Linked DNA regions of Homo sapiens: region 1 is linked to region 2. A link is a contact called in ENCODE Hi-C or POLR2A ChIA-PET data. All regions are on one chromosome and are shown on one strand. Each heading gives the region's core, a stretch centred on a gene start or an enhancer-like site at or near the end of the contact. The rest is flanking DNA. Distances are from core to core; before and after follow the strand shown. Region 1 overlaps RILPL2 (Rab interacting lysosomal protein like 2). Region 2 overlaps PITPNM2 (phosphatidylinositol transfer protein membrane associated 2).

Region 1 (2,700 bases), core at 201-2,700, 380 kb after region 2:
ATTACAGGTGCACGCCACCATGCCTGGCTAATTTTTTTGTATATTTAGTAGAGATGAGATTTCACCATGTTGGCCAGACTGGTCTCGAACTCCTGACCTCAGGCAATCTGCCTGCCTCGGCCTCCCAAAGTGCTGGGATTACAGGCGTGAGCCACTGTGCTCAGCCATTTCTTAATATTGTTATCAATAATTAAAAAAAATTTTTTTGAGACAGGGTCTTGATCCATTGCCCAGGCTCATCTTGAACTCCTAGGCTCAAGTGTTCCTCCTGTCCCAAACTCCCAAAGTGTTGGGATTACAGGCATGAGCCACCAAACCCGGCCTAAATTTTTGTAATTACAAAATATTATATTATTTATATTCTAATTTTATTTTATTTTTGAGACAGAGTCTCACTCTATCACCCAGGCTGGAGTGCAGTGGCAAAATCTCTGCTCATTGCAACCTCCGCCTCCTGGGTTCAAGTGATTCTTGTGCCTCAGCCTTTTCAGTAGCTGGGATTACAGGTGTGTACCACCACACCCGGCTAATTTTTGTATTTTTAGTATTGACGGAGTTTTGCCATGTTGGCCAGGCTGGTGTTGATTGAACTCCTGACCTCAGGTGATCCACCCACGTTGTCCTCCCAAAGTGTTGGGATTACAGGTGTGAGCCACCTGCCCAGCTGATATTTTATTATAGATACTTATTATAATAATGATTTAACAAGAAGCATCATCTAAAATTTCCATTTTTCCATGATCTATTATTACATAAATTAAACTTGGTGACTAAAAACAGTGGTGACATGATCTCCAATGATGACTCTTTCTTTCTTTCTTTTTTTTCTTTTTTTGAGATGGAGTCTCGCTGTCGCCCAGGCTGGAGTGCAGTGGCGCGATCTCGGCTCACTGCAGGCTCTGCCCCCCGGGGCTCACGCCATCCTCCTGCCTCAGCCTCCCGAGTAGCTGGGACTACAGGTGCCCGCCACCTCGTCTGGCTAATTTTTTTATATTTTTAGTAGAGACGGGGTTTCACTGTGTTAGCCAGGATGGTCTCGATCTCCTGACCTCGTGATCTGCCCACCTCGGCCTCCCAAAGTGCTGGGATTACAGGCGTGAGCCACCGCGGCCAGCCGACTCTTTCTTATAATTGGCTTTCTTTTTTTTTTTTTTTAGATCAGATCTCACTGTGTTGCCCAGGCTGGAGTGCAGTTGCTATTCACGGGTGCAATCACTGCCCACTGAAGCCTCAAATTCCTAGTCTCGTGGGATCCTCCTGCCTCAGCCTCCCAAGTAGCTGAGACTACAGGCACTGAGACTATAGGTGCACACTGCTGTGCCTGGCTTCTTATGGTTGGCTCTGTGGTCCACCTGCTAGCCTGAGCTTCTCACTTGGCTGCGTTCAGTGGGCCATTGGCGGAGGGCTGTGCACAGCTGGGGCTGTCAGCAGGTGCGCCCTGGTTCTCCTTCACATGACCTCTCCATGGGACTTCCCCTTGAGCTTCCTCACAGAATGCTGGTCTCAAGGAAGCATTCTAAGAGCACAGAAACAGAAGAAAGGCCTCTTACCAACTTAACCCCAGAGGCCTAACAGCGTCACTTCCACCCTGTTCTCACAGTCAAAGCAAGTCACAGAGCCAGCCTACATGCAAAGAGAGGGAAAACAGAATCCACCTCTTGATGAAAGGAGTGGCAAAGTTTCATTGCAAAAGGTATGCAGGGTGGGAAATACTGCTGTGGCTCTCTTTGGAAGCAACCTACCATATTTCCCTGGAATTATACTTTTTTTTTTTTGAGATACAGTCTCGCTCTGTCACCCAGGCTGGAGTGCAGTGACACATCTCAGCTCACTGCAACCTGCGCCTCCTGGGTACAAGCAATTCTCCTGCCTCAGCCTCCTGAACAGCTGGGACTACAGGTATGAGTCACCACGCCTGGCTAATAATTTTTATATTTTTAATAGAGACGGAGTTTCACCATGTTGCCCAGGCTGATCTCAAACTCCTGACCTCAGGCAATCTGCCTGCCTCGGCCTCCCAAAGTGCTGGGATTACAGGTGTGAGCCACCTCAACCAGCTGTAATCAATTTATTATCAGTATATTATCTGTGTGAGTTTGGACCTTCAAATGGATGCAGTTGCTATGAGAACATCTCAGCTGGCATGCTGGCTTCTCCACAATATATAACACTAGAGACGAAGCAGAATCCTGCCTCTCTTGGCCTGAGCCAGATGGAAAGTGTGCGTCTCTTGTTCTCTGAGAATTCAAAACTAGAAAGAAAGTGTGTGGTTTTGCCCACTAACAAGCTGCTCACGACACCAGCAGCTTGGCAGTTTCTCTTTTTAACTACCTGTGCCTGAACTACTTATTTTATTCTATTTTTTTTCTGAGATGGAGTCTCGCTCTTCCGCCCAGGCTGGAGTGCAGTGGCGAGATGTCGGCTCGCTGCAAGCTCCACCTCCCAGGTTCACACCATTCTCCTGCCTCAGCCTCCCAAGTAGCTGGGACTACAGGCGCCCGCCACCACGCCTGGCTAATTTTTTGTATTTTTATTAGAGACGGGGTTTCACCGTGTTAGCCAGGCTGGTCTCGATCTCCTGACCTTGTGATCCACCCACCTCGGCCTCCCAAAGTGCTGGGATTACAGGCGTGAGCCACCGCGCCCGGCCCTGAATTACTTACTAAATGAGACAAAGGTCTTTCCATGAACACGGTTCCA
Region 2 (2,700 bases), core at 114-2,613:
GCCAGGCTGGAGGCATGTGATGAAGACTTAAAGTGGATTACTGGGGTTTGGCCCAGGACGAGGCGACGTGGACAGCTCCTTTAAGCGGAGGCCATGAGACACCCTGACTGGGAGGGGAAGCACGAGAATTGTGTTTATAGAACTTAATCTGTTTTTCCATGATTAGCAGGGGTCTGACGTCACAGATGGAATTTAGTGAGGCTGTGCAAAGTTAAGGGGGGATGGAATCCATCCCAACGCAGTTCAGCTGCATTCTGGTTACTAAGTCTGGAAGCTACTCCAAGCCAAGCCAGCGGGAGCCCCGGTTTTTGCAGTAGTGGGAAGCGAGGGAGCCACCGGCAGGTCTGGGGGCCTGGGACTCAGGACTGTGGGTATCCATAACCTCCTTCTGCCTCCCTTGAGTCCCTCTCCTCTTGCTCTAAGAGAGCTTCCTTCTGCTCTCTGCTTCCCAAACCTACTGGTTCCCAATCAGGAGCTGAAGCAGGCAATGGTAAAAGTACTTCCTCTCCAGATGCAGCCAGACAAGGCTCCCCAGGCCTCCCCTAACCATCTATGTGTATCCAGGGACCCAAAGCTCTGGATGAATGGGAGGCAGCACAGACGGATAAGGGGCTGTTCTTTGTCCAGCAACCATCCCCTTATGCCTGGGCTGGGGTTGCAGGAGTGTGTGGCTGCTCTGAAGGTGTGTGTTATGAGGTTAGCACTGATCAGCTGCCTCTCTGTGTCCTGGAGCTGAAAGCAGGAGAGGTCACAGACCCACAGAATCGTCCAATCCCTGCCCCAGAGTAGTTCCACCTTTATGTGTTAGACACTGGGCTTCCAGCAGAGATTTCTTTTGAAGAAAGGATTTCTGGGCTAAGAAACAAGCAGAGGACCCTGCTGCAGGCCAACCCTCCCCTTACAAATGAGGAGACTAAGGCTCAGGAAGCAGGCAGAGAGCTGGGTTGGGAACCAGGACCCTGACTCCCAGCTTCTCCCTCCACCCAGCCACAAACTCCCAGGCATTAGAGGAGAAAAGTGACACAGAAAGAGCTTCAGGTTCATGAGGCAGGGGTGGCCAGGCTGGAAGGGCAAGGACCAAGGAGACTTTGAGCAGGAGGACACAGCTCCTACCCCCACCCCCCACAGATTCCTTGACACCTTTAAGCAGGACCTGACTCCTTCCTCTAACGCTGGCCTGGGCAGTGAAGAGGGGGTCCCAGAGAGCTTTAAAGCCCTGGGCACTGCGGCAGTTACCCCAAATCCCACAGAAAGTCATAAATCTCACCATTGTACACCTGGAGTGCCAAGCTGGGGCAACTGCCAAGCCACTGCAGGAGTTGGTCACCAGATCCCACAGCACAGCGGCCACCTGGGGGCACCGTGGGGCTTGCAGTGCTCTGCAGCTCCAGGAGCAGGAGTGGGATGTTAGAGTTAAGTTATGAGGCATCGCTATGTAATGCCTCAACCCAAACAACAGACCCAGGGAAGCAGTGGTACAGACCACAGAGCAGGCTCCGAGAGGGCGCATCCTGCTCAAGGACTGCGGCAAGGCAAGGGGGCCCTGTTTTTATGACTCCTCCTCCCTGGCTGTGGCTATCAGCATGGCAACCTCAGTTGGGTGGAAACGGGCACAAATGTGCATGTGAGGAAATAAGCTTGAAACTCAGAGCCTCCAAGATGATAAGCATGGCATGAAGGAGAATTATTTGGAACTCACCTCCTACCCTGGTCCTCTAGGGACCCTGCTGGTCACAGAGCTACTACCACCACCACACTGGCCTCCAGGGTTGGTGCTCCCCTAATTTAACACTGAGTATGGCTGAAATAAGACTGGGCCCTTAAACAAAATGCCACGGGAGGCTTAGATGTGACAACAGAAACAAGCCCAGAGGGGACCTTGGCCCCAGCAGTTAGGGTCTAAGCTGTGGCTACAAAATCGTAGGCTGGGGTTTGCTCAGGGGCCTTCCTTTCTCACTCCTGGTCACCTCCCTGAGGCCACCACCATTTCAGCAGCAGCACCCAGACCATCCTCCTACATAAGAAGTGCCAGGGCTTTTCAGGAGGCCACTGGCCTTAGAAATGGCCAGTCCTTTAGGGGTGAAAGGTCTCAGCTTCTGGGGCATGCAGAAGGGAGGGCCCCCTGAGATGCTTAGAGGCTGAGAGCCTGTTGGCAGAGAGCTGGCTGTGCTGCAGGCCCTGTCCCAAAGCAAAACTCAGCTCAATCAATTCTCCAGGGAAATCAGAGCTTTCCGGAACCATCCAAGACACCAGAGTTGATAAGAGGCACTGCTGAGATTTTCACCTGGGTTACTCCTGAACTGGTGATAAGCCCTTGTGATGACAGAGTAGATACATAATGAGAATACAAAGGCCCCTGAGTGCTTACTCCTCTGGGCCAGCCTTCAAAACTCTGACAGGACACTCCAGGAGGGCACAGCTCCTGCAGTCCTACTTCAGTGATTCAGTTCCTTCACTATTTCCCACTCCTGATTTTATACCTTCTCTCCATCTTGAGTCTTCGTTACTTTTTTATCATTAATTTTTTTGGAGATGGAGTCTCACTCTTTACCCAGGCTAGATAGAACACAGTGGCGTGATCTTAGCTCACTGCAGCCTCCAACTCCTGGGCTCAAGCGATCTTCCTGCCTCAGCCTCCTTAAGTAGCTGGGACCACAGGCATGTGTACCATGCCTGGCTCCAGTCTTCTTTGTTTCCTCA

What was found. A loop is a pair of places that touch in the nucleus more often than their neighbours do. ChIA-PET counts read pairs that join two places held with the same protein, here RNA polymerase II (POLR2A). Pooled maps may share reads with other maps.
Region 1: a loop to region 2 is called in a pooled map, with 2.6 times the contacts of the local background. The contact joins two enhancer-like sites. A Hi-C loop is called at or near these places in 1 of 50 pooled maps. POLR2A ChIA-PET finds 5 or more read pairs at or near these places in 2 of 52 experiments (GM10248 and GM12878).

The regions. Positions count from the first base shown.
Region 1 is chr12:123,425,786-123,428,485 of GRCh38, forward strand. All of the region lies in intron 2 of RILPL2 (Rab interacting lysosomal protein like 2), which reads right to left. Among named protein-coding and RNA genes, the nearest start is that of RILPL2, 9.5 kb to the right of the region's middle. RefSeq lists enhancers at 1,369-1,618, 1,689-1,798, 2,129-2,208, 2,229-2,278. Within about 2 kb of position 1,451, at least 7 of the 41 ENCODE cell types and tissues checked have a DNase peak (open chromatin) inside an H3K27ac peak, as active enhancers do.
Region 2 is chr12:123,042,273-123,044,972 of GRCh38, forward strand. The region is part of intron 2 of PITPNM2 (phosphatidylinositol transfer protein membrane associated 2); the gene reads right to left. Among named protein-coding and RNA genes, the nearest start is that of MIR4304, 33 kb to the left of the region's middle. RefSeq lists an enhancer at 1,278-1,857. Within about 2 kb of position 1,364, at least 14 of the 41 ENCODE cell types and tissues checked have a DNase peak (open chromatin) inside an H3K27ac peak, as active enhancers do.